2 separate regions of the Mus musculus genome follow, and region 2 is linked to region 1. Evidence: chromatin loops called from intact Hi-C (ENCODE). Cell type or tissue: left cerebral cortex. All regions are shown on one strand. Each heading gives the region's core, and the rest is flanking DNA. Links, peaks and the distances in the headings are about the cores only.

Region 1 (16,710 bases), core at 5,150-13,149:
TATTGTGTTATTATGTAATGGATCTCTTCTCACTGGAGATCACACTACAGGCATTTCAAGATGATACCACTTGAGATTAATTATTTTATTTCTCATACTTAATACATGGGATTTTAATGGAGTTCACAAAATATATAGTTGAAGCTATAATCACTTGCAATATATTAAATGCATTAGTGACAATTTTGTTATAGAGGATAGAGAAATGTCTCAGTGGTTAAGAGCACTAGGAGCTCCTGCAGAGTACTCAGGTTTAGTTCCTAGAACTCAGCAAAGTAGCTCACAAACAACTATAATTCTAGGTCTAAGGGGTTCAATGCCATTCAAAACCCAGGCATATATGGGTTGCAGACATGAATTCAAGCTATACATATGTGTGTGTGTGTGTGTGTGTGTAAAATGTGTATGTGTGTATATATATGTGTGTGTGTGTGTGTGTGTGTGTGTGTGTGTGTGTGTGTGTGTGTATACATATGGAATCTATGGGAAGCTTTGTAGTATGCTGTCACTTTTGAGTAAACATTATTCATTCAGCCAGTGATACTTAAAGGATAATGCAGAAAAATACAGGCACTTTAGTTTATTAAAGTGCACTTCAAGGAGGACCTCCTGTCCTCTGGATATCCCACTGAGAGATTACCACAGAGCACAGTGTTTTCTCAGATCCTTTGGGATCATCCTCTATGGAGCAGCTGCCCTCCTTCCCAACTTCCTTTCTCTGTGTCACAGTTTGTGTTGTTACCACAACACATCCATCTCCCCACGACTCACGACCAGCCTTCCCCTCAAGAACAGAGCCTGGGATTCCCAGGGTTCTCTCAAGCTTGAGAAGAACACTGGAGAGCCTGGCACTTCCCAGTAACCCTTTCTCAGTTCTCATCCCCCATATATGCTTACATGAAGAGATTTACAAACAATAATCCTGAGGTCAACTAGAAAGACGTCTGTCTTAGGGTTTCTAGTATTGTGAAGACACTTCATGACCAGGACAATTCTTATAAAGAAAAATATTTAATTGGTGCTGGCTTACAGTTTCAGAGGCTTAGTTTATTATTGTCATGATGGGAAACATGGCAGCCTGCAAGGCAGGCATGATACTGGAAGAGCTAAGAGTTCTTCATCCAGGATTGGCAGGCAACAGGAACCCTATTCTCTAGAGACACACTTCCTCCAACAAAGCCACACCTACTTCAACAAGACCATACCTCCTAATAGTGCCACTCCCTATGGGTGTCATTTTCATTCAAACCACTACATCTTAGTTGGTTAAGATGGTTGTTGTCAAAGGTGACCATTTGAGTTCTACAAGTTGTTCTCTGGCCTATATAGTTATGCTGTGGTATGTATGTACATATGTATGTATGTATGTATTATGTATGTATATACATGGGAGCCCATGTGTACATGTATACATGCACACAATTAAAAGGTTATAAAAATTATTTAAAAGTAAAAAGAATGCTGTGGTATTTAGGAGACCCCTGTGGTGGGGGAAGTGGTGGTCTTGGCATGGGTGGTACTATCAATACTCCTAGGGTCTCTTCTTCCCTATCTCCCACCACAAACTTCCCCATCTGTTTAGAGATACCTGTTCTGTAAATGTGACAACTTACTAGACTGACTTCGTTATACATGGAAATAACTGTAAACTGGCTAGCAACACTATGTAAACACCTCAGGGGCTTCTGGAAGTTTTCTTTTAAAGAAATGCAATTCAACTCAGGTGTGCTTCTGCTCTGTTTACCTCATCTGCCCCAACCTTACTAGAAGTGCGTGTGAGGTTCCAAACAAAGGGATGAAAGTCATCTGAGGATAAACTCTCAGAAAGTCTTCAGGCAGCCCAGCAGATCTGGGCAGCCTCTCTCTGGACTACAGACCAAAGAAAAGACAAAGCAACCAAGCCATGTTTCTTGTGGAAGGACATACATGTGCCTCTGTGCACAGAGGCCAGTGGTCCACTTCAGGTGTCTTTCTTACTAGCCCTTCACTTTATCTTTTGAGACAGCATCTCTCCCTGAACCAACGGCTCACTGATTGACTAGGATAATGGTCAATGAATTAAAGAGGTCTGTCTGTGTCTGCTCTTCCCACCCTCACCAAAGTGACAGGATTATGGATGCGCGTAATTGCGACAAGCATTTTATAGTGCCTGGGAAAAGCCTCAGGTCCTCAGCCCCACAGCCGATATTTTTCCCTCTGAGCCCTCTTCCCAGAACCAAAATTATTTTTTATAAGCAATTTTTATTTAGTTTTTGTTTCCTGTAGCTGAAGTCAGTCTGTGTTGTGGAGATTCCAGGCTATCCTATTTTTATACAGTCATGAGTGCCCACTTTAATTGAGCATAGTAATTATGAACATGTTGACTTAGAATGGGATGCAAGTGCTAGGTTTTTATCATTATTTATGCTTTTATTTTTATAGCTACACTTATAACAGTACATTTATCAGGGCTATAAACAGGAGTATTAGGAGGAAATTAGGTAAAATTGAAAAACTTACCTTTTACTATCTGCTGCTTATTGCTTTACATTTTAATGGCTAGTAAAATTATATAATGTATAGATTTTTTTACCATACGCTACCCTAAAAGAATAAAGTATGAGACATTTGAACAATAAAAGTAAACACAATTTAAAACACGGAAATCCAGAAACTTGCCAGAGATCACTTTAATGCAGAAATTAAGGAGGAAACACTGTTAATGGGTAGTATATAGCTTTCTACAAATATAGTGTTTTGTATAATGTATAAAACAAAATCAAAATAGAGACTGAGTGGTAGATAAATGAAATAGGTTGATAGATATACAAATAGATGGATGGAGAGGTTATAACAGAAGATAGTAAGAAGATAGATGGATTGATAAATAAATGAGTGATAGATGAGAGATGACAAAAAGTAATGGATAGATGGTAGATAGATTGATGATAGATAGATAGATAGATAGATAGATAGATAGATAGATAGACAGAGAGAGAGAGAGATAGAAATAGAGATAGATATATAGTCAGACATATAGATAATAGAGATAGATAGATGTAGATAGATAGATAGATAGATAGATAGATAGATAGATAGATAGATGGGTAGATAGATAGATGGGTAGATAGATAGATAGATAGTAGATAGATAACAGATAGATAGGTAGATAGAAGGTATTTTACTACATGATACATAATAAAAAATAAATTGACAAATAGGTGACAGATACATTGACACCTGATAGAAAGATGATACTTTTCAGCTAGATGATAGAATAATTGATCTCTAATAAATATGATAGAACATATTTTGGTAGGTGTTAAATGATAGAAAGATAATAGGTGATAGAGAGTAGATAGGAAAAAGAAGGTTGATGAACGGATAGGTAGACAGACAGACAGATAATAGGGAATGCTTTCATTTTGGCATACAGTCATCATGTCACTGAGGAAAGTATCCCTGGCATCATTTTCCAGCTCCCCTGTGACCTTCCAAAGTTCACCTCATAGATCAATGGGTAATATGTAAGCTGCAGGTATGAGATCCACTCTCAGTGCCCCAGTCTCCCCCAAAATACCAGGAAATTGTTAGACACACCAGGTCTTCACTGTGTGCACCATTACAAAACATATGTAAAAGGAAAATTATAAATTAAGTGTTTGGGCACATGCAATAACAAAACTACCCTTACCCTTTTGTCTTCGAGAACCCTAACTGCTTCATTTATTCTACAGGATATCTGTGCCTATGGTTCAGCCATAGTAGAACTTGGCTGATGTGTTACTGGCTGATGCTTCGAATGTCACATGGGATCCTCTATTCTTCCTAATACCTAGGGCCAGAGCTCTTCTAATTTTTTCAGGTTATATATTCTGTTCATTTTATTCACTCTGCATATTAACTCTTCAGCAGAAACCTGATAATAACATGATGTATAATGTTAGCAATTTTGAACCTTCATCAAAGCAAGTATGCTATAGTGGTGTGCATTTGCAAACCCCAGAGTTTGGGAGAAAGAGATAGATCCCTGTGAGTCACTTGATAATTTCCCTGACTGGAAATCAAGAATTCTAAGCCAATGAGAAAGACTATCAAATAATTAATAATAATAATAATAATGATGATGATGATGATGTATAAAAAGCAAGATGCAAAGAACAGAAGAAAAATCAAGGTGGATATAAAAACGAGGAATACCATACAAAGCTGACCTTTGTTTTCCACATATTCATATATTTGCACACAAATAAAATAATTAGCACAAAAAATAATGAGTATTGCTTCAATCCAGAAATATTGTGAGTTAATATTGAATTCTCATCTCAGATGACAAAGCTATGAAGAATGAATATCACTGAGCATGGTTAAATTGAAGACAAATACACATAAATAAATCATATAGTTCTATAACCAAACCACAAATTGATTTAGGCTTTGTTCACCATCAATCAAACAGAACAAGTGAAAATATAATGACTCCATTAAATCTATATGCATGTGCTTGGATCTTCAGTAATAAGATATTTAATAAATGTATACGGTTGCTAATTAACAACAGAAAGCCAAGCCCAGTTTACATCAAAGAAACTCAACACTGGATTGATACCAGTAGTTTAAAAATAAAATGTGTTTAATGTTATAGGGTATTTATCTTTTGGCTCAGTTGTTGTTGTTGTTGTTGCTGTTGTTGTGAAAATTCATTTGTATTTTTATTTGTGTGTCTGCGGATATGCCCATGTATGAGTGCAGTACCCCAGGAGGCCAGAGGGGGCACCTGGAACTGCTGTTACAGGTGGTGATGACCCGCCTCACATGGAAGCTCAACCCTCTGCTAGAGCAGCAAACACTCTCAGCCACGGAATCTCTCTAGCCCAAAACTTTTGGATTTTGAATTGTATTATGATTAGAAAATTATTTTTTTTCCTTTTCTGATTCTTCTTGCTCAATATCGCGCTACGATTTATATTAATCTTTCTTTTACATGGACCCCACAAATGTGTACACACATTCACACACATATAAAAATAATAAAATACTACTTCCTGCATTCAATGTGAATATTTTTTCTGCTTTCTGTTACATGCAGAATCTTTGGGGCTTAGAACATTAGTGACACAAAACTCAGCTCCATTGTTCAGAAACATTCCAACACCATACTTAGAACAAGGCCTCTTTGATTCAACAAGTCTCTTCACCACTAAATTCCTTACCTGTTTAGGGAGGTATATTTATACTGTGCCTTTAAAAGCCATAAATCTCACAAAGACATGTTTCCTATTGGGAAAAAATTTGTTTGGAAAAGCCACCACTTAAGGGAAGATTATAAGAAGTACACTCTCACGCTGACCCGGACCTACGCTGAGCTACAGATAACTCTGCATCTCCTTGTAAATCAATAGCGCAAATACTTGTGGTGCTCTGTGGGCCCTGCAGACCTTGGTCAAACAGATGAACAATTACCATATTTACAGTAGAGAACAAAGGACTCTGCATGAGGGGAGTGCAGTAGCTTTTAGCATGTTTGTTTGCTCTGTAGAGAATGCTTATGGCAAATAAGGTTCTGTCCTGGAGGGAATGCACCTGGCCATTTTGTTTTGATTTCCTCCTATTTTTAATCTTTGGTTTTGTATGAAGTTAGATTTTTTGTTTATTTATGCATTATGAATTTTAACGGAATGGGAAAGGATGTTTGTTGTGCAGGAACATGCTTTCATTCTATAATGAAGCAGAAAGACCTGAAAGCCTGTCTTGTTTTAAAACATGAGAGCCTTTCTCCACTGAACATGTCTCTCCTTGCCTTCACCTAGGAACATAGGAGACAACTGCTGTGTGAAGCCTGGGGTTTAGGTTTACTCTTACTCTCACTGTCGTGACTTAACCTACATATTTTAGGGGTGGTTAACTCAGACACAAAGAGCAAGATTTTCCATGGTGCCCGGAGTACTGAAGAATGTTAAGTGATGCATTCTAATGAAATAGCTTAACCCTTCCCTGATCCTAGCGAACTGTTAGGAAATAAATGTTAGGAGATAAAATGTGGCATATTTAAACCATGTATCTCTATATATGTGTGTGTGTCTGTACATACACACATATACATACATATATTATTACATACACACACACACACACACACTAATACAGTAATAATACAATATAACCTCTCTCTCCTGCCCACTGAATGGTCGCTCACCAATCAGTCTTAGCTTCTCAATCTCCAGATCCTGTGGGCAGCACCTCTTCCCCTCCCCAGTCCTTTGCATAGATTCACCCTTTCCTTGATACGCCCACTAACGTTCTATAAGATTTCTCTACCCTGTTGATTGATCAAGTTTTCTCCTGATGTCACTAGGCAACAGTTCTTTATAACTTACATCTTCTTGGGTCTTCCCTCCCTAAGGGACTTTCCTTCCAGGAAAAAAGCCTCCTTTTTGCAGATGACTCCTGGATCATCCCAGCGTGATGCCCCCTGTGCTCCAGGGCCACTTTACCATCTGCCCTCAGGACACTGCTCTTGATGTCCTATCAACTACATTTCAAATATTATCTCCTTTCTGGGGGGGGGGCTCCCCTTCCAAAAAAACCCTATCCCATTCCCCTTCCCCCTGACAGCAAAGGCCTTCTAATGTCTGTTCCCCACATTTCTTCCACAATACAAACACATAAAAATAAAATAAATACAAACACATAAAAATAAAATAAAATAAAATAAAATAAACCTCTGATAGGTAGATATATTCCTTAACCAAACCCTTTGTCCACTCTTCTTTTGCTAACTAAAACATCTCACGATTTCTGAAAGCATAATTTAGTTTCCACAGTTTTCCCTAAGTACTACCTTGTAATTATCTTGTTTTACCTTTAACAATTCCAAGCCTTCCTCCTTATTTTTAATGATGGGTATATTTTAATGACATAATTAAGACTTCTTACATTTATTGTGTCTATATGTAAATGTAACCATGCTCATGCCGATGTCAGGGTCACTGTGCCTGTGTCAACTGTCCCCTTATGTTATGTGGGTTCTAGGACAGAACTAAGGTCATCAAGTTTGGCTGCAATTGACAGTGTGTAGTGAACACTCACCAGCCCCTAATGTTAGTTTTTTGTGAGTGATAAACCCAAGACACCTTCATTCCATTTCTGTACTGTTTTGTAGGTGGTCATGCAAATTGTATACACTGCGGTGACACAGGGACAGGGCACACTCTGTACCTCAGCATAAGAGGGCGCCTCCTCTGAGAAGGAAAGCTGAGTGAGATGCAGAACTGCTTCAAAGTGAGAAATCCAACATTCAAGGCCAGGAGCAAATTTGCTTCCAAGCATCTCTGACAACTCACCAAAGAGAGGAGGATAACTTAGTTATTTACTTAAAGCCAAAAGCCTTTTTAGTTTTGGTTTTATAATAGCTAAATTACTGTGCGATTGCATATTTGTGTGTGTGTGAAATTTTATTTATTTTTTAATTAGGTATTTTCTTCATTTACATTTCAAATGCTATCCCAAAAGTCCCCCAAACCCTCCTCCCCCCCCCCACTCCCCTTCCTACCCACTCCCACTTCTTGGCCCTGGCATTCCCCTGTACTCAGGCATATAAAGTTTGCAAGACCAAGGGGCCTCTCTTCCCAATGATGGCCGAAAACTGCTTTCATAAAAATCAAGGCAAAAAAATTCTAAAGCTATGCTTCTCTTATGTAATGTTTACTCGTAACCAATACAGTGCCATTTAAGACAGCTTGCTGATCATTGTCCAAAGGCCTGAATATGTGGGTTTACTTTTGATATTGAAGACAGAGTGTTGAAAGGGAGAAAACTTCTGCTGCACAAACCAGAGAACTTGACTCAGATCCCCAGAGCCCACTTAGAAAGCCAGCTACAGTGGTGTACCTATGTAATCCCAGCTCTCCTACAGCAAGATGGGAGACAGAAACAGGAAAGCCAGCATGAGCTGGCTCTCAGAGAGTGGTAAGGCAGAAAGCAGAGAGAGCGTGCTGCCAATGAGATGGAAGGAGGGAACAGCTCTAGAACGTTGTCCTCTGACTTCATGTACAGCTTGGCATATAGGTGCCTGCACTTGCACATATGCACTCTCTCTCTCTCTCTCTCTCTCTCACACACACACACACACACACACACATACATTCACACCCTCTCTCATACACATACATACACTTACACACACATACACACATAGAGAAACACAGATATAATAAAATAATAATAAAGAAGAACTAATTTTAAAAATTGAGAGTGTTAAAATGCTGAAAGTATTTATAAGGCAATAATTCTCATCACTTTTTATACATTTCTAAAAGTTTGTTTTCTAGACAACTATTGCAGAACATTCAGTTGGACACAGAGTTACGTTCCTTCATTGTGTGGCATACAAAATTCAAACACCTCTGAAATAACATAGTGTCCAATACGTTTGCTTCAAGTTTCAGTAGAGACAGAGTATCTAAAAAGTTAAACTAGTGGTCTAGTTCTTCAGAGAACGGTACAATTAATCTCTAGTTACTACAACCTACTGCATGATGTGGATTGCTAGTCAGAGTTCTGCTTTAAGAGTCATACATTTATTTGATATTTCAAGTTTTTTTTTTTTTTTTTATAACTGAGGTTTTTCCAAAAATTTGTCACAATGTATTTTCAGGTTTTTGTTTTCAAAATCACTGGTCAATTTCTGTCCTTGTTGAAGGAGAATCTAGAAGAACTGGTGACATCTTATTGCTATCTCTTGATTTAAAGAAAAGCAAGACAAACACAAGATTAGAAGTAATAGTGGGAGATAAAAAGGAACTGCATACTTCAACAAAGAGCTATGGGTCACTAACAAGAGAATTAGCCTTGTTCAGAAAGGCTACCCTGATTGGTTATTCAATTCCAAGTGCTCAGGCAGCACTAATCAGACATAGCAGGTTATATTAATATATTTATGTGAATATATATGCAAGAAAGAGAGAACGTGCTGTGGGAAAGTCACAGGAAAAAAAAAAAACCACAGGACTTAAAAAGATGGGCATTAAAAAGCAAGCTCCTAGCTCTAGAGGGAGCTCTAGAGTCTCCACCCACGTTCACATTTCTTCTCTCTCTGAGCAAAACATTCGCTGATTTGAACCAAAACCAAAGGTATTCTGAGAGAGCTTCTCTGGGGAGAGATTAATATCTGTGGTGTGATTAATATCCAATAGATGGAAATCTCCTGGAGGCACTTCTTATGGTAACTCTTATGGTACCACCGTGTCTGAAGTTTACCTCCTTTATAATTCTTTGTTGTTTTTGAGAGCTGCTATTTCTTCTTCAGTGGGTAGAACTCACTCTGCTTGACAGCCACATTTTTTTTTTTAGAAGAGAACATGGGGAGTGTGATGAGAGCTAAGGAATAATACCCAAACAGGAAACAGGTTTAGCTCCAGTACAGGCAGTGGACTTACATGGGGAGAGTCCACCCCCATAAAGTAAATACTGTAAAAATTGGAAACCTGAGGTCCAGACTGTTAATTTAATTTTAATCTGCATCATTTTCTCTATCGAATTCCACCAACAACTCCAGGTAAAATCAACTGGCTGGACAAACACTTGGTCTCCTAGTCTCTCCTAAGATGAAGTAGAAGGTTCTCTAATCCTACCTCATCAGCTCACCTCTCCTACATCTCTTCACTCAGATGCCAGTGGAGGGGTTCTAGTACCCATGGCTTTAGTTTCCCTGAATTCCATAACTAGTCACCTACTGAAGAGAGGCGCTCACCACCCCTGCCTTGCAGTCCTTCTTAGGATCCTTCACAGGTAGGGTACCATGTAGTGCTGACATCAGAATTTGTGGTGAATTTTACCCCGAGAGTTAACAGAAGACACACTCAAGGTTTTGACTACTGAACAGCCAACCACTTCTTGACTAAAATCCTGTTTGTGCGTTATTTCCTCCTTTCCACTCATCCATTAGAGCCTCTGGTTCTTTTGAGGACATGGAGGAGAGATTTTTCCCTTAACAGATGCCTCTGTGTTACTGGCCCCAAAGAACAGTCCTCACTGAGTCTAAACACACACACACACACACACACACACACACACACACACACACACACACTCACACACACACACACACACACACACACTCACACACACACACTCACACACACACACACTCACACACACACACACACTCACACACACACACACACTCACACACTCACACACACTCACACACACACACACACTCACACACACACACACTCACACACTCACACACACACACACACACACTCACACACACACACACTCACACACTCACACACACACACACACACACTCACACACACTCACACACACACACACTCACACACACACACACACACTCACACACACACACACACTCACACACACACACTCACACACACACACACACACACACACACACACGTGACGTGGTGGAGGCCCTGTGCTTATTCCTCTCAAGGGCATGTGAGACCATTGCCCAAGGGAATAGCGCGGCATTCCTATCAGCATCCTGCCATGCTCTGTGTTGGTATTGTGTTCTCCAGGGTTGCTAGTAAACCACAACAAAGGAGGGGGTGGCGTTTCAATTCAACTTGAACCTCACCCTTGCCTTGCCCTTTGGACCTAGAGTTATCTCTCCACTTCCATTAGTGTGTGAACAGTAGAGTTATTTTAATTATCACAGCCAAGTATTATGCTGATCACGACCCAATATGTTTCAGAAAAGACAGAGTTAGAACACATAGGTTCTCTGATTACATCATGGAATCTCAATAGTAAATCCATTATGACTAGAAATCAAATCAACTTTCACCTGTGTAAGACATGTATCTGAATTCATCACCAACAGCACACAGTGAACAATCGTCACTAGTAGAAACTAGCAAGGAACCATTTGATAGCTTTTGTTATACAATCCATGACTACCTGTCAACGGAACAGTGCTTCCTCAGGTGGGGCTGGACTCTTCTACATAAATTAATAGTCAAGAAAACCCTTCACTGACATGCCCACAGGCCAATCTAATCCAGGCAACAATTCTTAAGACTCCTTTTTTAGGCCGTTCTAGTGTATGTCAAGATGACAGTGAAAACTACACAGAGTAAAAACTTCAGTCAAACATATCTATTGAATTGTATATGTGGAGGGAGAAATAATATATAATTTTGATACACACAGGTTCTAAATGTTTATGACACTTTGTATATTAATAGGGTAGTTTTTTTTTAATTTGTTTGGCTGTTTTGGGGTTTGTTTTGTTTGGGGTTTTTTTCTGTTGTTTGTTTGTTTAGTTTGGTTTTGTCTTGTTGTTTGTTCTTGATTTTGGTGTTTTGTTTGGTGTTTTTTGTTGTTTCTGGTTTTGTTGTTGTTTTTTGTTTTGGGGGAATTTGTTTTGCTTTTTTGTTTTTCTGTTTTTGGTGGATATACATCCCTACAAGTGCACCAGATAATAAAGAATATGGAAGGATACTCCCTAGCCTTGAATTGGAGAGTATAATGTTTGAGCTCCCTAAATCTCATACATCAATTGAGCAAATATATATATATTCCTTTATGCTACTAACAATACTCAAGTAGCTAGAATAAGGATCCATAAACTTTGTTTATAAGGGGAAAAGTTCCTTTAAGATTTTTTTCAACTTACCTACACACCAGAACAAGCCTGTCCATACTCTGGATTTGGGCAGCTTGTGGTGTGGACCTAATGTTAACATAATGGTGCCTAGTGGTCCCTCCCAAAGTAGAGTTGAGAACAGCATGCAAACAGCAGCCAGCAGTTGTCATTTTAGAGTCAGTTCTTCCTCAGTCAATTTTTGCACCTACATGGCAGTTCATAATCTATAACTGTAGTTCCTGTAATTCGAGGGATCCAAAGCACCCTCTTAGCCTTTGCAGGCTCCAAGTATGCATGTGGTACACATACATGTATGTTGCAAAACACTCACACACATAAATCATTAAACAACAAAGTATATTAATTCAAAAATTAATATACTTTGTTTTGCCTACTCAAAACAAAGTTCATAGAAGTAATGCATATCTGAAAGGGAGACTCCTCCCCACACATGCACATGTGACTATTCTGCTATGAGTAGGTCCAGTATCAGTCTATGCATTTACAGCTTGGTCCCCTGGGTCGTGCTATTGGGAAATAGTGGAAGCTTAAAGAAGTGGCACTTTACAAGTGGTCCTTAGGTCACTGGAAATGGAACTTTGTCTTTTCTTTTAACTATCTGTCCCTGCTTCATGGATCATGGTACAGTCAGTTAGCTCTACTATGTACTCTGACCTTCATATGTTTCTCTTGGCAGAGACCCAATACATCAGAGCCAGTGGATCATAGACTGGAACTTCCCTAACCATGAGCCAAGACCTTTTTTTCTTTATAGGTAATTTGCTCAGATACTTTGTTATAATGACAGAATGTTAACTAGTACCTTATTGAAAATCCTCTCTAATATTTCATGAAAAGATCAAGAAGGATATTTAATAGAATCAGGTGGCAAGTGATCATGGAGGAAACAAGATCTGTGCCGTCTGTATAGGCCTTGGATTTCAAAAGTTAAAAAGGTGAGAGAAAGCAAGAAGAAATGCCACTGAATTCTTTTAATTGGAAATAAATCTTTTAAATGGAGTATCTCATAATTGGAGATCTCCTCGGGAGTGCCCTTGGATTTTGCTGAGACTAAACTCTGCCTGTTCACAGACTGTAAGGTCTTCCTCAGGTCTCATGAGCTATAGGGAATGAATGGAAAAGCCTTAAATGGTCCTACTTTTGAGACTCAGTGACCTTGCATTTGTTTTGTTTTGTTTTGCTTTGCTTTGCTTTTTTGTTTTGTGTTTTTTTTGTTTTATTTTGCTTTGTGTTGTTTTGTTTAGCTCCAGCACATTCCATACCTGAGCAGAGACTCACACCCAAATTTCTAAATTCTCTTGGCTAAACTTTAAAGGTTTTTTTTCATATTATTTCAGTAAGACCAATTTAGTCTCTGGTAAATCTAGAGATCCAAATTATCTCCAGAATCCACCACAAGCAAATGTTAATGAGCACTTGATATTGGTGAGTCTCTGTCAAGGGTAACACCTGTGTGTCATGACCTGGAAGATCCATAAAGGGATCCCAAAAAGAATGACTTAAAAATGTTCAAACCTTAGGATGAGTTTTGTGTTAAAATAATATCCATCTTTTATGGAGTTCGTGTTCTTACTTTCAAAGAAATGTCTGCTGATTTTATAAATGTATTTTTAGTTTAAAAAAAAAGATCCATATATATCTGTATAGATAATTCTACCCTTGTATACAATGACCAATGTAAAAACAAACAAACAAACAAAAAACAACAACAACTGTGAGTTCTCATGCTCTTTCCTGAAAGAGATCGTCCTTTGTGTCTGAAGACAGGAAATGAAGTAGTGATATGTGGTTGTGATGGATTGAGTGTCCCTTCTAAAGCTCAGGTTGAAACTGAATCCTCATAGTAGCAGTGTAGCAGGAGACTTTAAAGGACTATGAGGTCATAAGGGCATATGCTCATGAATAAATTAAGACCATTAACTGGAAGTAATGGGAGTGGGCTTCTGATAGAAGAATAGTGTGACCCAATTTCTCTGTGTCACTAACATTGCCTCTCACTGTAGGACATCCTCCAGTATGCTGTGAATCAGCAGGAAGGCTCTCATGGCACACCTGCCCCATGGCTTTGTGCAGCACTGTCTCCAAAGCTGTAAGAAACAGATTATTTGCTTTCTATAAATTGTGCGGTCTTCAAGTATTCTACTCAAAAGAAAAAAGTAAGATGATTTTTTTGGCATGGCAGCTAAAATATACTTGACTTTCTTTTCTATTGTATTTTATTGACTTGATGGCCGTCAGTCATTTATTTTCTATGTCCTCATCATCTTGGGCTGGCAAACTTCCCTTTCTTCTTGTTAGCTGAAAAGGTTGAGATGGTATTTAAAAAATGATAAAATGTTTTATGTATCCCATTTTGTCATATGAATCTGTTCTGACATCTCCCTTGTTTTTCTAAACCTTTCTTCTTGTAGAAAATTCACCCCATAACATCATTTGGGTGTCACTGAAGCCTTCAGGAGACAGCTAGTTGTTCTCTTTAAAACTGAATTCTGGGGATAAGAATAAAGTGTTCTCTACAGGAGTGAGTAGAGTTTCAGTTGTGAACAAGGTCTGAGCAGTCAAGCTCATTTACTTAAATTGCTGCTCTTAGCTTCATAAGAGAAAACATATTCCCTTGACATGCAATTTAAGCATTACATCTTTGCCCATCAAAGGCCATTTGTTTAATGCTTAGAATAAAGCAAGTGGGGAATGACTTTCACTTTAAATAACTGTTCCACATGTTACTGACCTGATAACTCAGTTACTGAAAGCCATGGGTCCAGGCTATTAACAATTAACTAAGGTAGGCTGGGTTTGTGACAAGCGATAAGAATGACCTTGTTTAATAATCCAGTTCACAGATGAGCCATGAAGTCAAGGCAGCTGTCTGCATCCAATTAGTCCCAAACGTGCACACAGAAAATGAGAGTCTTCACCAACTCCATTCTAATATTTACAGACGGTTTTATTATTCTCTGGAAGGGCTGGTTGTAAGGAAGTTTGTTCTGTGTAGTTGGATTCGTAAAATGGCATCATTTGAAGTACTTCCTGCTAAGGGTTGGGAGGAATCTTTGCAATTTCAGAAACACAATCAAAAATCTCAATTCATATCTGCAATATTTGGTCTTCAAATGATTTTATGTCCCCAGAATATTTCCTCTGCACCCCACAGTAAATATTCTGTTGATGATTTCCATTGAAACCTATTTTTACTAACACTGGAGTAGAAAGAAAACCATAAATATTACAGTATTTTCTCAAACTGAGTTGTGCACCCTGAGGTTTTCTTTTCTCTTAATTCTTAATTCCTTTTCTTATTGGTCTATGTTCAGCAATTATTCACATATGAATCACTTAGATTTTTTTAACCTCTAACACAAAAATATAACTGCCAAGAATAAATATGAATGGAAAACTGTATTGTGAATTGGGAAATAGCAATTTTAGTAGTTAGCCTTCCATTGAAGCATACACAACTAGAAAAGGGACCCTAACTCACTATGAATTATTCAAGAACAAGGAGATGTATGTATAGTGCTTATGAAGGATTCAAGAGGAGATAGGTACACAAAGACCGTCTTGGTACCCAGTGAGCCCTTGAAACACTGCTAGAAGCAGTTTTCTTAATTATAAAACTCTCCAAAGTCCTTCTGATGTGTAGAGCACATCCTTTATCCTTTACATGGTTGGATGGAGTGAGGGGATTTCCACCCTTACTAAGAGTAGAGCTGTATTTAGATGAGTTCAATCTATAATCCAGAAACAGTTTAGAGAATGATGAGCTGTAGATTTACATTTGAAAACAATCAATATTTTAGCAGTAATTATGCTTGTAGAACTATATAAGAGACATTGATCTTGAACATAAAGGGGGGGGGGAGTGAGCTTACAAAGGAATGTCACATATGACAGGACAAGCGGAGAGTTATATTTAAACTATCGTGCATATCATAGACTCAGAATCTTTAAATTAGCAGAACAGAGCTCACACAGTTCAACTACCTCCCTTCATAGCAGAGCAATTAAGCACTGAGGAATTCAATGATTTATTTAAAGCTTCACAGCATGTTTCCTGTCGCTCATCAAAATAAAGAGAAAATATGTTAGCCTAAGAAAACTTGCCTTAAACAAAAGCGGCAATTTCTGGTCATGGGATATTAAAGAAAGTTAAAAATAATTTCTTAATGTAGACAATGAAGGGATTCTCTCAGGCCCCTTCCTTCCTGTGATTTCTCTTAATGAGGAAGGAACTTTCTGAGTTGACAAATAATCCTTGCTGGAAGCAGACACAAGAGCATGCTCCATGAAAAGGAGAAAGGGGGAAGGGGGAGGAGGACCTCAATGGTTCAGAGCTTTGTGAATCCTTTCTATCTTTGCTAGGGAATATTTTATATGGAAAGGATACAATAGTACATTTACTTTCTTTGACGCCTTAACAATCCCGGCCTTCTTAAACAGCAGGGTTGTTCCTGTGCTTACGTGAAGAAGTGTAAACCTGTTCTATATGAAAGGTAGCAAGGGCCAGAGAAATGGATTGGGGTTAAAAGCACTGGCTGTAGTTCCAGAGGACCCAACTTCAATTCCCAGCACCCATGTCTTATCTCACAATTGTCTGAAGTTCCAGAGGATCTAACATCACTTTCCTGTCCTCCACAGGCAACAGGCACACATATGGTGCACAGGCATACATGCAAACAAAACACCCAACGACCACATAACTCTGCTAGACCAGAAAACAACCACAATTGGCATATAAAGAGCAGCTAGAATTCCTTCTTGGCCCACAGTTAACAGTGTTTGCTCATATAGAGCAGGCCAGTGCCCCTTTGATTACTGCACATATGTACTTTTGGTCTGTTCTCATCTGCTACCTAATTAAATGTAAATATTATTTCAAATTGTAAGGCAATGGACTAGGTGTCTCTACATATCTGTTTCTTTGATCAGGTGCCATAATGGCAATTGAATAGAAACTCTTGTAAAAGGGGAAGAATCCAAATATTCCCCTCCAGCTTTATCAAGAAGCCAAAGTGAGGTAATTTAGGTGAGCACCTTTTGCAAACAGTGGCACTCTGTTAAATAGTATGAACTGTTATTATCATTGTGTTCATACG
Region 2 (16,710 bases), core at 5,540-13,539, 560 kb after region 1:
GTAATTCATCATCAGGCCACACATCTCAGTCAGACTCTGCTCAGTTTCCCAATAAGAATCCAACTCCAGCATTTGCTTTAAGTCCCTCAGGCTTCCCAGCCCACTGGCTTGGAACTCACATACAACCATCTGCTTCCTTTGCCCTTTGAGTAACTATTTCAAGTGAACTGTTTAAGATCAAGCTTCACACTAGAATTCTAACCACTTCTCTGTTTTTTAACCTTTAGCAAGTTGTGAGTGAGTGAGTGAGTGTGTGTGTGTGTGTGTGTGTGTGTGTGTCTGTGCTCAGGTGTGCCCATGCCAAAAAGCACACATGAGGATCAGAAGGCAGTTTTCAGGAGTCAGTTCTGCCCTTCCTTTGTACGTTCCTTAGACGTCAGGTCTGTGTTTCAATCACATTTACCTTCTTAGCTATCTCTCGGTCCCCATACATTGCTTTTCCTAGAAGGGCTAAGAAGAACTAGGCCATTTCTAATGTTCTAGACCTGCAGAAATAGGAGGCTGAAAAGGACTGCCCTCATGCCTACAGGTGGTCAGGGAGCTGGAAAATTAAGACAGGCAGTTCAGTGCAGATAGGGGATTCAGAGGCACCTAGCTATAATTCTGCAGAATTATAGCTGGAGAGGAGCCCATGTCCTTCTGTGTCCTCATTTTACCCATGAGAACACTGCAGCCTCCCAGGGACAGATAACCAGTTGCCCTGTTGTATGCTAATGAGTGGCAGCTGCACCAGCCTGCAAGTCCTTGCTGTTTGTCATATCAGTCATTTTTATCTGGCTTTGAATGAAGAGTATTCCCAGTAGTGGCATCGATGGTTTGACACTTACAGGGTATTTCCTGATTACACTGATCTGGTCAGTCCCCTGTATCCCTGGGCTCAGCCTTCCCAGAGTCAACCAACCACAGATCAAAAACACACAAGATTTTTAAGCTCATTTATCAGTTTATTCATTGTTTGAAATAATGGGTTTCACTCTGACTTTTCCACACTCATGTGTCATGGACATATTTCTTTGTGTGCTTCTTTTTTTTTTTTTTCAAAAGTCTGGATTCTGCATATGAGAGAAAACATGCCATGCACGGCACCTGATGCCAAAGGTAAAGGGGATGCTCCATAAATCTGCAGAGAACTGAATTCTACCCCGTATTTGATTTCTATTTTGGGGGACTCCTGTCTCAGGGACTTCTTTTTGCATGCAAAGGATTCTTTCCAAGTTTTCTGAAGGATCATCTTAGTCAAGTAGGTTAAGAAATAGATATGCAAGCAGTTCCCTGTGTGAGGAATATTTTTTTAAAGTTTTATTTATTTATTTTATGTGAGTACACTGTAGCTGTACAGGTAGTTGTGAGCCTTCATGTGGTTGTTGGGGGTTGAATTTTTTAGGACCTCTGCTTGCTCTGGTTGGCTCTGCTCTCTCAGTCCCTGCTTGCTCCAGGTGTCAAAATGGGTAGTTGTGAGCCACCATGTGGTTGCTGGGATTTGAACTCAGGACCTTCAGAAGAACAGTCAGTGCTCTTACCCACTGAGCCATCTCACCAGCCCCATGAGGAATATTTTTTATGTTCAGTTTTCCCACATGCTTCTACCCAGCAGACTAGGCAGGCTCTGTTGAAATGTACTGGAGACAGCATCTCACCAGTGTCTCCTGTAGCATGAAGTCTCTGTCCCTCATACTTGTCAAATATGATGCAATCTAGTTTATCCAGACAGATTTCTCCCCTGGGGACCTGATGATACCTCTTGATCCTTTAGTCCTTGAGTAAAATGTCACTTCATTACAGAGTCATCTTTGTCCAATATTATATGAAACAGCCACACACACTACTTAACACACTTTTGCCGTCTCTGCACCTTGATTGTTTCTTTTGCAGCATTGTCAGCATTGGTTTTAGAGAGTCTTTTTCTTGTCTAACAGAATGCAGTGTTTCATTTGTCTGGATCATCCAAGACTGCAGAGAGATCAGCATGTTTTTAGCATATATGTAAGCAAATGTCATTTGTATGTCTTGAGCTGAGCATTCTAAGAACATTCATATTTGTCTTCTTTCTCCATATTTTATGGATGAAGACACTAAGACATGCAGAAATGCAGTAACTTGCCCCAAAATACAGGACTACAGTATGTATTTTAGCCCATGGAGAGTCTAGCTCTGAGATCATGTTCACCCATTACTCTGAGTAAACTATGTGCAGCAATTATTCTTGTTTGAGTACAGAAGTTAACGAATTGAAAGCTGTTTTTCTGACACTTACATTTTATGTTTGAGTAAGTATTCCCACTTCTAATCATTTTTGTCTTTTAGGAGTTTGTTTGAGGGGTGCTATGAAAGTGGATGTCTTTCTAAAACATCTTTAGTTCTTTAAAAAAAAAAAAAAAAGAACCCTCATCTACAGTTCTGAAGGAAATACATTTATCATACGTAAAGTCAAATTCCACCAACAAGCACCCATTTTTGATAAAAGTTTTATTATCTAAAGGCCAGCACATTTGTATTTGTTGTTATATTGACTGTAGTGGGTTGCTATTCCAGCCCTTAATCCTGCGACCATATTGCAAAAAGAATCTGCAGATGTAATCAAATGAAGGAGCTTGAGACAAGATTATCCTGGATTATCCATAATGACCCTAAACCCAATAGCAAGTATCTCCATCAGAAACGCACAGAGAGGGAGAGAGAGGAGGCAATGTCTCCAGAGAGGCAAGATTGTGTTGATGTGGTCAAGTGCTAGAAATACAAAGGGCAGAATGGAAACCCTGCTAGGGTTTCTGGAGGAAGTGTGGTCGTAGGAATGCTTTGATTGTGATCTTGTAACTTCCACAATTCTGAGAGAGTAAATAAATACACATATAACAGCTGAGGAAGTAAAGAGGGAAGTGCACCCCAGTGATGAATGCACTGTTAAGATTCACAACCCTAATGAAACTCATTCACACACACGCACACACACACACACACACACACACACACACACACGCACACGCACACGCACACGCACGCACGCACACGCACACACACACACAGTAAGAAACTGGAAGGGGCAGGTTGGGAAGAAGGGGATCAGCAGGAATGGGTGGGGATACAGGAGAATAATGGGAGTAAATATAATCAAAACACATTATGTACATGTGTGAAATTTTCATAATGAAGCCCATTATTCTGTATCATATGTGTTCATTTTAAAATACTCCTCAAAACCTCAGGATGTCAAATCCTCAGAAAGAATGCATCCATAAGTGGTAGGTGAAAATGTTGAGCTTCCAATGGATATGGCACTACTTACTGAACCACGCTCTTGTTTCTTAATCCTACTTGCTGTTGACATCCTAATATTCTTTTTTTTTTCCATTTTTTATTAGGTATTTAGCTCATTTACATTTCCAATGCTATACCAAAAGTCCCCCATATCCACCCACCCCCACTCCCCTGCCCACCCACTCCCCCTTTTTGGCCCTGGTGTTCCCCTGTACTGGGGCATATAAAGTTTGCAAGTCCAATGGGCCTCTCTTTCCAGTGATGGCCGACTAGGCCATCTTTTGATATATATGCAGCTAGAGTCAAGAGCTCCGGGGTACTGGTTAGTTCATAATGTTGTTCCACCTATAGGGTTGCAGATCCCTTTAGCTCCTTGGGTACTTTCTCTAGCTCCTCCATTGGGAGCCCTGTGATCCATCCATTAGCTGACTGTGAGCATCCACTTCTGTGTTTGCTAGGCCCCGGCATAGTCTCACAAGAGACAGCTACATCTGGGTCCTTTCAATAAAATCTTGCTAGTGTATGCAATGGTGTCAGCGTTTGGATGCTGATTATGGGGTGGATCCCTGGATATGGCAGTCTCTACATGGTCCATCCTTTCATCTCAGCTCCAAACTTTGTCTCTGTAACTCCTTCCATGGGTGTTTTGTTCCCAAATCTAAGGAGGGGCATAGTGTCCACACTTCAGTCTTCATTCTTCTTGAGTTTCATGTGTTTAGCAAATTATGTCTTATATCTTGGGTATCCTAGGTTTGGGGCTAATATCCACTTATCAGTGAGTACATATTGTGTGAGTTTCTTTGTGAATGTGTTACCTCACTCAGGATGATGCCCTCTAGGTCCATCCATTTGGCTAGGAATTTCATAAATTCATTCTTTTTAATAGCTGAGTAGTACTCCATTGTGTAGATGTACCACATTTTCTGTATCCATTCCTCTGTTGAGGGGCATCTAGGTTCTTTCCAGCTTCTGGCTATTATAAATAAGGCTGCTATGAACATAGTGGAGCATGTGTCCTTCTTACCAGTTGGGGCATCTTCTGGATATATGCCCAGGAGAGGTATTGCTGGATCCTCCGGTAGTACTATGTCCAGTTTTCTGAGGAACTGCCAGACTGATTTCCAGAGTGGTTGTACAAGCCTGCACTCCCACCAACAATGGAAGAGTATTCCTCTTTCTCCACATCCACGCCAGCATCTGCTGTCACCTGAATTTTTGATCTTAGCCATTCTGACTGGTGTGAGGTGGAATCTCAGGGTTGTTTTGATTTGCATTTCCCTGATGATTAAGGATGTTGAACATTTTTTCAGGTGCTTCTCTGCCATTCGGTATTCCTCAGGTGAGAATTCTTTGTTCAGTTCTGAGCCCCATTTTTTAATGGGGTTATTTGATTTTCTGAAGTCCACCTTCTTGAGTTCTTTATATATGTTGGATATTAGTCCCCTATCTGATTTAGGATAGGTAAAGATCCTTTCCCAATCTGTTGGTGGTCTTTTTGTCTTATTGACGGTGTCTTTTGCCTTGCAGAAACTTTGGAGTTTCATTAGGTCCCATTTGTCAATTCTTGATCTTACAGCACAAGCCATTGCTGTTCTGTTCAGGAATTTTTCCCCTGTGCCCATATCTTCAAGGCTTTTCCCCACTTTCTCCTCTATAAGTTTCAGTGTCTCTGGTTTTATGTGAAGTTCCTTGATCCACTTAGATTTGACCTTAGTACAAGGAGATAAGTATGGATCAATTCGCATTCTTCTACACGATAACAACCAGTTGTGCCAGCACCAATTGTTGAAAATGCTGTCTTTCTTCCACTGGATGGTTTTAGCTCCCTTGTCGAAGATCAAGTGACCATAGGTGTGTGGGTTCATTTCTGGGTCTTCAATTCTATTCCATTGGTCTACTTGTCTAACACAACAATCTAACAGCAACAATCCCTTCTTGATTCCTCTCTAACTTGTTGAGAGAAAGCTGTTACTGAAGATGTCCTCACTGACATTTCTAAATTCTCTCATCATTGTTTCTAAGTGACCAACCAAATTCTTTTAGAACTTTTAGCCTTGAAAGCAGCTCCCCTAATTTTTTTTACAATGTGTTATTAATATTTCAAGACACTGAAAGTTATGTGGTGGTGATATGTTTGAGGCAGCATCGGAGATGGGAATGGTTCGTGGTACCTGAAGCAGGGTCCAGGCCTTGACTTACTGTTTCTCTCATCATCAAGCCTTGATGTGACAAGAGAAGAAAAGTACTGAGCTGATGAATGTAGCACAAAACAAAATCTGGAGCCATGTTTGGCAGCAGAGGAAAGGTTGCTACCATTGGAAAACAGATATACCAGAGACCATATTTATTTGGGGTAGATTCCTTCTAGCCCTGGTGGATATGCCTTCCAATTTAAAATATCATACAGAAGAAAGAAATAGATGTTTCCATGGAGACAACTTCTCAGGACTCCTGCCTCATTATCATATCTGATTTAAGTATTTTCTGGAATCAGTTTGAATATCATCTATGCACCATTTTTCCTTCAGTAGCCATGGATTGTATAACATCTGGCCAGAGGTTTTCCTAAAAAAATCGTGTAATTGTAAGCAATCCCTTCAATTCCCACCCATCCACCCACGTATGCATTACTTACAGATTGATCATTGCATGAGAATTCAATTAGCATTTACCTTTAGGTCTCTAATTAAGAATTTTAAGCTGGCTGAATCTATCCTTTCTTTGGAAGTCAGAAAAGATACCTGCAGCTGGATGTGGAGCCATTTTTCACAACCATATGCTAATTATGTTCCAGGACACATGACTACTTTTGGCTTGAGTTACCTAGCAACCTCCCCAAAACACTCCCCTGACACAGGATTGTTTCTCAGTGACCTCTTCTTAATTATTCTTCATCATTGTTAGAAAATCTAACCACTTATGTTATTTACTTGACCTGATTTGTCTCTTTCTCCTCATTTAACAACTACTTGCATGATAGGGTTAGTTTACAATTGGGCCCCTTTAACTGGGGCTTTAACTGCCGTCTTACTAACAAAGAGAAATCACTCTCCTTTTTTATCTTACCTCTGTCTTGGTTAAATATGATTACCTAGTGGCATACAGTTGGAACCTGTGGGTTCGCAAACCATTTTAAAAGCTAATTAAGCCTTCAGCAACCTAATTCGTGGGAATTTGTTACAAATCCCTCACAGTATCAGAATACCCAGAATTCTGTTTGCATCTGTTTGTTGAGATGTTTTGGAAAGGAAATTTTATTACCTCTAGTTCATGAACTCAAACACTCTTAGTTTCTTAGTTATACACACAACTTAAAAAAAAAAAACTTTCAGTCTCTTAACAATAACTAGATCATGTAGATTAGTATTGGAACTTGGAAAAAGACTCAGTGTTCAAGTAATAAAGCTAAAACTTCAAGTACCCTCAAAATGCCCCTGAGAGAAAAGAGAGTGATGACATTTCATATTCATAATCTTGTGTGCATTTTCTTAACAGAACAGACAGCAAAATTACATAAGCTTCCGTCTCCAAAGTCTGTATCTACCCCTGGTGGGAATATTTTGAAATACAAATTTTATTTAAAAACCTTTTCTTGAAGAATCTGTGTTTCAGCTTGGCATGGGGGTATACACCTGCAGTATGAGTATTCAGGAGGTAGAGGAAGGGAGATAAAGAGGTCAAAACTACTCTTGGCTACATGGTAAGTTTGAGGTGCCTGTGCTACATGGCCAGGGATATGTGGAGAGAGAGAAAAGGAAAGGAGACTCTTCCTAGTTGAATAGAGTACTTGAGATGAGGTGCTGAGTGATCAGTCAGCAGAGACACACTGTGGGGCCAGTGCTCCTTTGTCAGTAGAATGATGCTAAAAAGCAGACAGAAAACAGCAGACTTCTGTAGCCTGCCATTGACCCTGACACATTCATTAATGTCTTTACCAAGAAGCTAGGTGATATACTAATGAGCTTCCCTAAACCTCAGTGGTTGCAAGCACCCAGGTTCACTGAGCTGTCAGGATCAAGGGAAGGTGGGCCACAATCTTAACACTGCTTCCTGTTAAAGCCAGCCTACAGAATTCTTTTCCATTCAGCCCTGAGTGCTACCAACGGCTTGTGCAGAATGATTCAACCAGGCTCGCTCAGCGGTCCAGAACAGCAGGGCCTTTGTCATAGCCACAGTGAAGTGCTAGCTGTAAGGAGGTCCACTCCTTCAGTGTTCCAAAGGGTTAGGGTTTTATCCCGTTGGTCCTGGGTGATCACTACTAGGCTGGGATGAGCCAGGTTTGTACTGGTGCCCCCAACAGGGGCATGAGCAGTTTTAAACTGCAGACTAGCCAGCGATCTGGGTGCAAGGTGGTGGTGCCAGGAATGAAAGGAAAAGTAATGCTTGCTTCCAGGAGCTTAAACTCAAGTGTGAACAGGAGGAGAAACTGACACGAACCGTGCACAGTAAATGCATGTGTGGAGATAGTATGAGGTTAGTCTATACAATTGTATGTGTTTATAATTACAATTTTTAAAGTAAGAATTGAAGGAATTCGAAGGATTAGCTTTGGGTTCTCTTACTACACCTTTCCTGGTTTGAAGAGCCATATCAGCCTTGAGTTGGAGCTGGCAGTGTACCAGGATGAAAGCAATCACTGGGTTAATGACTACAAGAGGACCTCATGACCCTGTGGCTGAAGATATGTAAAGGGATGGAGAGGTTTTGAGTTTTGTTTATCTTTAAGCATTCTTTCATACTTTTATACATGAAGACAATGTGTTTAGATCATATAAACCCTGTGCAACTACTCCCAACTCCTCACAGACCTCTCCCCATCCCCTGCTCAGTCTTCTGTCTCTCCTCCTCCTCCTCCTCCTCCTCCTCCTCCTCCTTCTCCTCCTCCTCCCCCTTCTCCTCCTCCTCCTCCTTCTCCTCCTCCTCCTCCTCCTCCTCCTCCTCTTCCTCCTCCTCCTCCTTCTCCTCCTCCTCCTCCTCCTTCTCCTCCTCCTCCTCCTTCTCCTCCTCCTCCTCCTCCTCCTCCTCCTTCTCCTCCTCCTTCTCCTCCTCTTCCTCTTCCTCCTCCTCCTCTTCCTCCTCTTCTTCCTCCTCCTCCTCCTCCTCCTCCTCCTCCTCCTCCTCCTCTTACCTCTCTTCCTTCTTTTCATACTGCCCAAATGCACACAGGTATGGGTGTCACCCACTAGAGCATGGGCAATCTACTATGGACCACTAGACTGAGGAAAACCGCCTTTCCCTCCTCCCTTCACCCCGCAGCCATCAATTGCCCACAGGGACCAAGAGGGATTTGGGGTTGGATGGAGATCTCAGCTAAGGGTGGATCTCCTTAGCTCACACCCAGAGAGGGATTATCGTAAAGTATCGGAGTCTGACGCTCACAGTCTACATCTAACAACTACCACTTAACCACTCAGAGGTGTCTTGGACAAGCTGCTCCTTAGCTTCTCTGAGCCTTTGTTTCCTCATACAGAAAATATTCTAGTGACCTAAAGCTTTAGTCTAAATAATATAGGTGATATATAGATGAGTGGTATGTGGAAGCACTCATTATAGGGTGGGTAATATCAATAATTACAGCTGGGTGATGTTTTACAACAAGGGATGTAACAAGGCGATGGCCCGTGATGGTGCTTTATCTTATCTCAAATGCAATAAGATGCATTGAATCTGACATCATGAAGACTTTGACATTTTAATTTACAAGTTATCAATTGCAAAAAATAAAATTCAATTTCTTCATAGAAGATTTGCCACTCTCCTGCAGTGTATCAATTGTATCACTATCTGATGCATGCTACCCTCATTAAGACATAGTCTGTGGGGGCTAAAAGGATTCATAGTTGGTAAGAGCACTCGCTGCACATTTATGAGGACCTGAGTTCAGCTCCCTGTCACCCATGTAAAAAACAGGCCAGACTGGACATTCCTGTAACCTAAAACTATCTGTGCCTAGGGGCTGGGGGGGGGGGGGTCTGGAGAATCACTGGGGGTTACAGACAGGCAGTCTAGCTAAAGTAACAAGGCAGCATTTCAGTGAAAGACACTATCTTTAAAAAAAAAAAAAAAACAGTAAAGACTGAGAAAAAAGTGCCTGTTATTCTGGCCCCCACTCGCCTAAACACAGGCAAACATACCTATAATGAGCACACACACACATGAAGTTAATTAAAACACAATAATAGCATTAATTAAGATCTAGTCCATGCCAGAGATCTCATCACATCACACTGGGCTCTCTGTTTTACATGCACTGTCTGAGAGGAGAGAGGTGAGCCTCGGAAAGTGGAGATACACACTGTCAACTTGCAGACTGTGTAGCTAGGTCTAAAACACATACACTCCTTGTTGTGTGCAGGGCCACACATGCCTTACCCCTGACCCTGATGGAACTCCCAGGAGAAAGAAAAATATTCCTCAAACACAGTTATCATGGTAGAATGCTTGTGCACAGTCCCAGGGGGTGGGGGGTGAGTCGTGTGTCCGTCAGAACCTGTACGATTCGATGGAGACCTCTGAGGATAATTCCAGGCACCAAGTCTCACTGTTCAGCCTGAACTTGTCACCTTCTGTTTGCTTATGTTAGGATTTCTTCTTCTTCAGCCTGGATGAATCTATTTGTATTGATTTCACACTTTGGGTATTTAATTTTTTTTTTCAGTCTTATCCCTCTCCTGTTTTGGTTTTTTGTTTGTTTGTTTGACTGGCTCAACCTTCTTCCTTGCCTCTTTGTTCTAAGTCCCGTAGGGCCAGAATTCACACTACCATGAGCTCTAGTTTCCAGTTGATACAGGAAATTCAGAACAAGAGGTCATTGTTTTCTAATATTTAATGGCATGACCACTGCCAAAGTATACATTTTATTATTATTTTATTTTGATTCTCACATATTTCTCTACATTCATTTCCACATATAGTAGTTTTAGTGGTAAAACCCCCATCTTTAATGCTTACATATCAAATTTAAAGGATTGAATTTACACTTTACATTTTAATCTCAGTCTGCCAATGCCCTTGGCATTTAATGAATACAGCTGTAAGCTCCTGGCCCATCATCTGCTTCATCTGAATCCTTTCATATCTTCTCCCTTCTTGGATCTGCTGCGCAGTTGTAGAGTGTGGGGCAGACAATTGCTATCTGGTTCATTTAGACACGAGAACCTGACACATTAGGCTTCCATTCTCCACTAACACGGTAATAGAGCTTGTGGGGAGAGATTGTTCTGGAAACCAGCTATTTTATTTTGGGAAGGATTTTGGAGATTTGTGTTGGCCTCGCTGATGCTGAGCTCTGCAACATTTCATTTAGAGAAGTTTTCAGCAAACACACTATCTCATGCACTCTGCTGCCCTGGAAATTCCACTTGAGCCAAGGACGTGGTGTGCCAACTACTGGATGCTGGATGGCCCCTTGTTTCTTTCCAAACATGTGTGGCACTACGGCTTATTTGTGCTGAATACGAACAATATCTATAACATACCATTAAGTGAGAGAAAGAGGGATGTTAGAGAAGGTAACACTTTGGGGCAGTTACAGAATTGTGGATGAATTTGCCTTGAATCAGGGTGAATGTGTGTGTGTGTGTGTGTGTGTGTGTGTGTGTGTGTGTGCACATGTGCGCGCAAAGGCATGCCAAAGGACAGCTCATTATTGTTCCTCAGGAACTCTCTACCTTTATTTTGAGACAGGGTCCATCACTGGCAAATAGCTTGCCGAGTAGTCTAAACTGCCTAGCCAGAAAGCCCCTGGAAGCTACTATCTGTCCCTACCTCTCCAGTATAGGGATTGCAAGCACATATCACCAAACCAGGCTTTTTTTTTTACATAAATTCTGAGCATGGAACACTGCTCTTCTTTCTTGCACAGGAAGCAAATGACCAGCTGAATCTGGCGCTGTCCCAGCCCTTGAATCAGGTCTTAATTCTGCCTCTAAGGAGCGGTGTGACCCTAGCCACCACTAGACGTCTCAATACCAACATCTTCCCAAAAGACAATTAAGTAATTGACTCAGTTTATACTGTAGAGGCAAGGACTGAATGACTTAATACATATATGTACAATGGTGCCTGGCATGAAGTAAGCGCTTGAAATACACATGCATAACTCTGCAGAAGGCCAGGTTTTAGAAGGACACTCCATTCCCCTAACAAATGTTTACTTATTAAGTAAACTGTTGCCTGGGGTTACCTCAGCGCCTGAGAATGAGAGGCAAAAGGAAGAGGACTGGGATTCTACTTTCTGCTTTGTAAACACAGATATTGTTTGAAATTTAGGTTTGCTCATGACTAAAATGCTTGCAAGGGCAGAACTCAGGCATAGACTGAGGAGCCAGCCTGCCTGTGTAGTCTCCTAGGTTCTGTATTTGCAATGAGTCCTGGGAGGAGAATTTTAACCACTGGGCACATGCATATCTTTGTGCAAGTGGGGGAAGTGGGATGTGGGGGTGGGGGGGTGTACGGTGCCCAGCCTCAGCTATGGTCCTACAGGTGCTATCTGCTTTGGGTTTTGCTTTCGTTGAAGTGTGTGTGCGCGTGGACAGGTACCAAGTGCTGCAGTGTGCAGATAGAGACCAGAGAAAGACTTTTCAAGACTTCTTTACTCCTACCTTGCTTCTTCTTCAGTTTCACTCTCTTATGTATATTTGCTTGCCTGCATGTATATCTGTCCACCAGCTATGCTAACAAGACCCAGGTTATGTGTGCCTGCTACTCCAGTGTCCAGAAGAGTCATTGGATCCCATGGAACTAGAGTTCCAGACAGTTGTGAGTCACCATGTCCGTGCTCAAAATCGAGCCCCATTCCCTCTGAAAGAGCTGCAGGTATTCTTAACGGCTGACCCATTTCTCCATCCCTCTACTTTGCTTTTGAGGCAAGGTATCTCTTGTTATTTTCTGCCCTTTCCCCGCATATGACAGCTTCCCATTGATTCTCCTGACTCTCCTCCACCTCAGTTCCCACTTTGGGAGGGCTGGGGCAGAAGTTACAGATGTAAACCATTGTATCTGCCTTTGTTTTTTTTTTTTTACATGGTTTCCAGAAATCAAACTCAGGTCATCATTGGGTTACATGGCAAGTGCCTTTACCTGCTGAGCTACATCACCACCCCACCATTTTCTGGCATAAAGTGTCTCATTGATGTAGAACTCTGAGGTAAGGCAAGACTGTAACAAGCCCAAGGAATCTCCCTCCCCAGTGCTGGGATGACACATGTGAAACCACACGTCACTTTTCTTGCCTGTCCTGAGAAATACAAGGCAGGTCTTTGGACTTGCAAGGCAAACATATTGCTAAGCCGCCTCCATGTCACCCCAGATTGATTCCTGAAGAGAATTGGAGTTTGCTGTATTAATGAGTACCAGGATATTTTCCAGATTTTTCCTGGCATAACAGAGTATTCTGAACCTCTTTCATCTCTGTTTGTGCCAGGGTTTGTCCATCTCTGCCTCATTGACACTTGAAACCAGACAGAACTTTGTCCTCTGTCCACAGATCCTTAGCATCTACCTGCTAGATGCCCAGAACACATTCTCTTCAGGTTATAACAAGAGTAACAGCTCCCAATATTGCCAAGTTTCCCCCAGGGGAAGAGCCTTCTGAAGAGAGAACCATCACGTTAGAGTCTACAAAGAGTGAGCTTTTATAAATCTTAGAAAAAATCCATTCCACTGCCAATCAGAGAGGAGCCTTCTGTTTATCTTCCTGTCTTAGAGAAACTACTGTGGATCAGGCTGAGTGTGGATCAGGCTGGGTGTGGATCAGGCTGGGTGTGGATCAGGCTGGGTGTGGATCAGGATGGGTGTGGATCAGGCTGGGTGTGGATCAGGCTAGGTGTGGATCAGGCTGGGTGTGGATCAGGCTGGGTGTGGATCAGGCTGGGTGTGGATCAGGCTGGGTGTGGATCAGGCTGGGTGTGGATCAGGCTGGGTGTGGATCAGGTGTTTCCTGTCGTTGCTGTTCAGTCCTCAAGTGTTGGGTTCTGCATTTTTCTCTAACAAGGAAGCAAGGTCAGAGGGCTCTGTGACCTACCAGTTGTTGGGGTTGGGGACACATCCTGGACTCTCGGGGGGGAGGGGGGCTGTGGCAGAGCTTCTCCTGCTTCTGCTTGAGCGCCCCTAAAGTAGGAACTGAGTTGGGGGAGACAGAAAAATCAATGGGAAGCTGTTGTATGCAGAGCAAGGACAGAAATAACAAGAGAGACCCTGCCTCAAAGCCAAGGTAGGGAGACAGTGGGGCTATCACGCACTGCTTCCGCTTTGAGGGATTTTGAGTTTTTGTTTTGTTTTTTCAAAGTTACAATTGCATATAGAGATGTATCAGTTGGAATGTGCAAACAAATGGGAATATTAAAGAAAATCAGATATGTGGAACATGTCTGTCTGGCTATAAAGACAGTCTTTTAAGTGTGGACCTTAAAAAAATAGCTAGGAATTTCATAAATTCATTCTTTTTAATAGCTGAGTAGTACTCCATTGTGTAGATGTACCACATTTTCTGTATCCATTCCTCTGTTGAGGGGCATCTGGGTTGAAAAAAAAAAAAAAAAGAAAAGAAATGACTAAATTCAATGGAGGAACTAGAGAAAGCACCCAAGGAACTAAAGGGAACTGCAACCCTATAGGTGGAACATCTGGGTTCTTTCCAGCTTCTGGCTATTATAAATAAGGCTGCTATGAACATAGTGGAGCATGTGTCCTTCTTACCAGTTGGGGCATCTTCTGGATATATGCCCAGGAGAGGTATTGCTGGATCCTCCGGTAGTACTATGTCCAATTTTCTGAGGAACCGCCAGAATGACACCATTGCATACACTAGCAAGATTTTATTGAAATGACCCAGATGTAGCTGTCTCTTGTGAGACTATGCCGGGGCCTAGCAAACACAGAAGTGGATGCTCACAGTCAGCTAATGGATGGATCACAGGGCTCCCAATGGAGAAGCTAGAGAAAGTAGCCAAGGAGCTGAAGGGATCTGTAACCCTATAGGTGGAACAACATTATGAACTAACCAGTACCCCGGAGCTCTTGACTCTAGCTGCATATGTATCAAAAGATGGCCTAGTCGGCCATCACTGGAAAGAGAGGCCCATTGGACACGCAAACTGTATATGCCCCAGTACAGGGGAACGCCAGGGCCAAAAAGTGGAAGTGGGTGGGTAGGGGAGTGGGTGGGTAGGGGAGTGGGGGGGAGGGTATGGGGGACTTTTGGTATAGCATTGGAAATGTAAATGAGGAAAATAACTAATTAAAAAAAAAAGAATAAAAGGAGGTCAGAGGACCACCACAGGTTTCAGTCCCCACCTGCTGCCTTGCTTGAGACAGAGTCCCTTATTATTTTTGTGGCTGTATATAATAAGCTAGCTGGCGAGCCAGCTTCTATGGATCCTGCTGTCCCATCCCGCCACGCTAGGAGAGCAGGAATGACAGGAATACACACTATGGTGCTCCTTCTTTACTTGAATTGTAGGGCATCCAAACTTAGGTCCTTACTCTTGAGTGCCCAGTGTTTTACCAACTGAGCCATCCCCTGACCCCTAGGAGATCTTTAAGCAAAATGAATTCCACGGTTATGTAAGATCAAGCGGTATTTCCTCAAAGTGTAGCTGCTTCCCTTTAACAACAAAAGCCTAGCAGTCACAGGGGATGACATTGAATGACCTTCAGAATGTAGAAAGACAGTAGATAAATCTTAGATCTTACGTAAAGGTCTTCCCTCCTCTAAGAACCCTGGGGACACTGCACTAATTGGCTCCGATGAGAGGGGTCTTTCTGGTGTTTGAAAAGAATTACTCATGTTTGCTTTTGACTCCATTCCATTTCTCTAAAAACACTGATAAAAAAATGTTCTAGGCCTGAAAGGTGTTTGTGGAGATCCACAACTATCCTACTTAGATGTTTGGTTTTTTAGGTAAAACGGTGTTATTTCACAAGCCTCAGCCAAGCCTTTCACATCCTGTTGTCACGGTCAAATAAAAGCTTACGAAAGGCAGCAATCGGGCGGGAAGTCTGATACATCATCTTTTTAAAAACAAGCTTTCTCCCTTTTAAGTGGAATTTTATCCCACTTTTAGCCTTCAGGATTGTTTTGTTCACAAGAAGAATCACTGTACCATATTAGGCAACGTCTCTCCTCCTCACAGCTTGAGATGAAGATGAGGGCTTAGGTTCACAAGTTTGATTCCCTTTAAAGACATGTTTGAGTGGAAAGCTCTGTCCACCCTGTTTGATATCCTCTGCCGACCGACCTACCGCGTGACTGAACTAAGCTGAATTCCAAGTCTGTGGTCAGGGACAGCAGGCTGCTTAGGCATCTTACAGCAGCAAAGTTGTTCTTTGAGTCAACTTTGCCACCTAGTGGCCTGATGCGATCTTTCTATTCATGATGACATAGCTGCTGAGTGTTGTAATGAACTATGACAGAAAACAGACACACTCCTGTCCAAAGCAGAGACCCAAAATAAGCCCTGAATATGACATATACCAGATTTACAAAGAGGAAACACCATGTATCTGGTCTTTCAAAAAAAATGGTTGCAAACTGCAAAAGACTTCCCACGATTAGGATAAGAAAAAGAATAATTAAAGTGGAGATAGAATTAGAGAGCTGGAGAGATGGCTCCATGGTTGAGAGCACTTGCTGCTCTTGCATGGGACATGGGTTTGAATCCCAGCATCCGTGTGCTGGTTCACAGCCCTCTGTAACTACAGTCCCGGGGAATTGGATATACTCTCCTGACCTCTCTGAACACCAAACACACCGGTAGTGCACAGACTGTGCAAGCAAAACATTCACACATAAAATAAGCAAATCTAATTTAAAAATATAAAGAAATAGAAATAATTTAGAGTTCTGGGAGCAAGAAGTAACTTAGACTTTCCAAGTAAGAGGTTTAAAAGTTGAGAGTTTCGGCTCACTTTTCTGGATAGATGATAGGACTATATGCTTTGTGGACCAGAAGGACGAGAGAAGCTATAAGAAAATAGCTGACCTGAGACTTATTTCCAAATTTCTTACATTCTTTGATACTGTTGCTCAACTGAACAAGTCTAGTTGTTTTCAGTTTATAAAATATCATGTGACTGTCTGCAGGGAGGGATTTCTTACTGCCTGCATGACTGACTTTAGAAAAACAAGACTTTATTCATGTCTTTGCTCTCAGTTGTAGGACAGATCGTAAGCACATAGGCTGTGACTTCTGGATTCCACAGACCAAACACAGCAGCTTACAATAAGTGATTTTAAGGAGATTTGCTGATGCCAAAATTATTTTCTTTTAGTCCTACTCATTTTTTTTTAACTTTTTAAAAACAAATTTCAAGAGCCAGTGAGATGGATCAACACACAAAGGCACTTGCAACCACTGTTGACCTGAGGCACATTCCCAGCACCCACATGGTAGAAAGAGAGCACCAAATCCCCCAGATTGTCTTCTGACCTCCACCCATGCACCATGGCATATG

What was found. Hi-C counts contacts between places; a loop is a spot of excess contacts. Peaks named below come from ENCODE experiments on the same cell type or tissue, not always from the same donor. Only the 100,000 strongest peaks of a DNase experiment are listed, where the experiment ranks them.
Region 2: a loop joins it to region 1, with 3 times the contacts of the local background. A loop is called at or near these places in 6 of 42 quality-filtered maps.

The regions. Positions count from the first base shown.
Region 1 is chr13:10,443,567-10,460,276 of GRCm38, reverse strand. All of the region lies in intron 3 of Gm26861 (a long non-coding RNA gene), which reads right to left. Among named protein-coding and RNA genes, the nearest start is that of Chrm3, 91 kb to the right of the region's middle. In left cerebral cortex, for the core only: a CTCF peak has its summit at 9,026; a DNase peak (open chromatin) is centred at 9,044.
Region 2 is chr13:9,881,359-9,898,068 of GRCm38, reverse strand. The region is part of intron 4 of Chrm3 (cholinergic receptor, muscarinic 3, cardiac); the gene reads left to right. Among named protein-coding and RNA genes, the nearest start is that of Gm40665, 93 kb to the right of the region's middle. In left cerebral cortex, for the core only: a CTCF peak has its summit at 6,802; DNase peaks (open chromatin) are centred at 6,862, 7,020, 7,422 and 10,511; H3K27ac peaks cover 727 bases.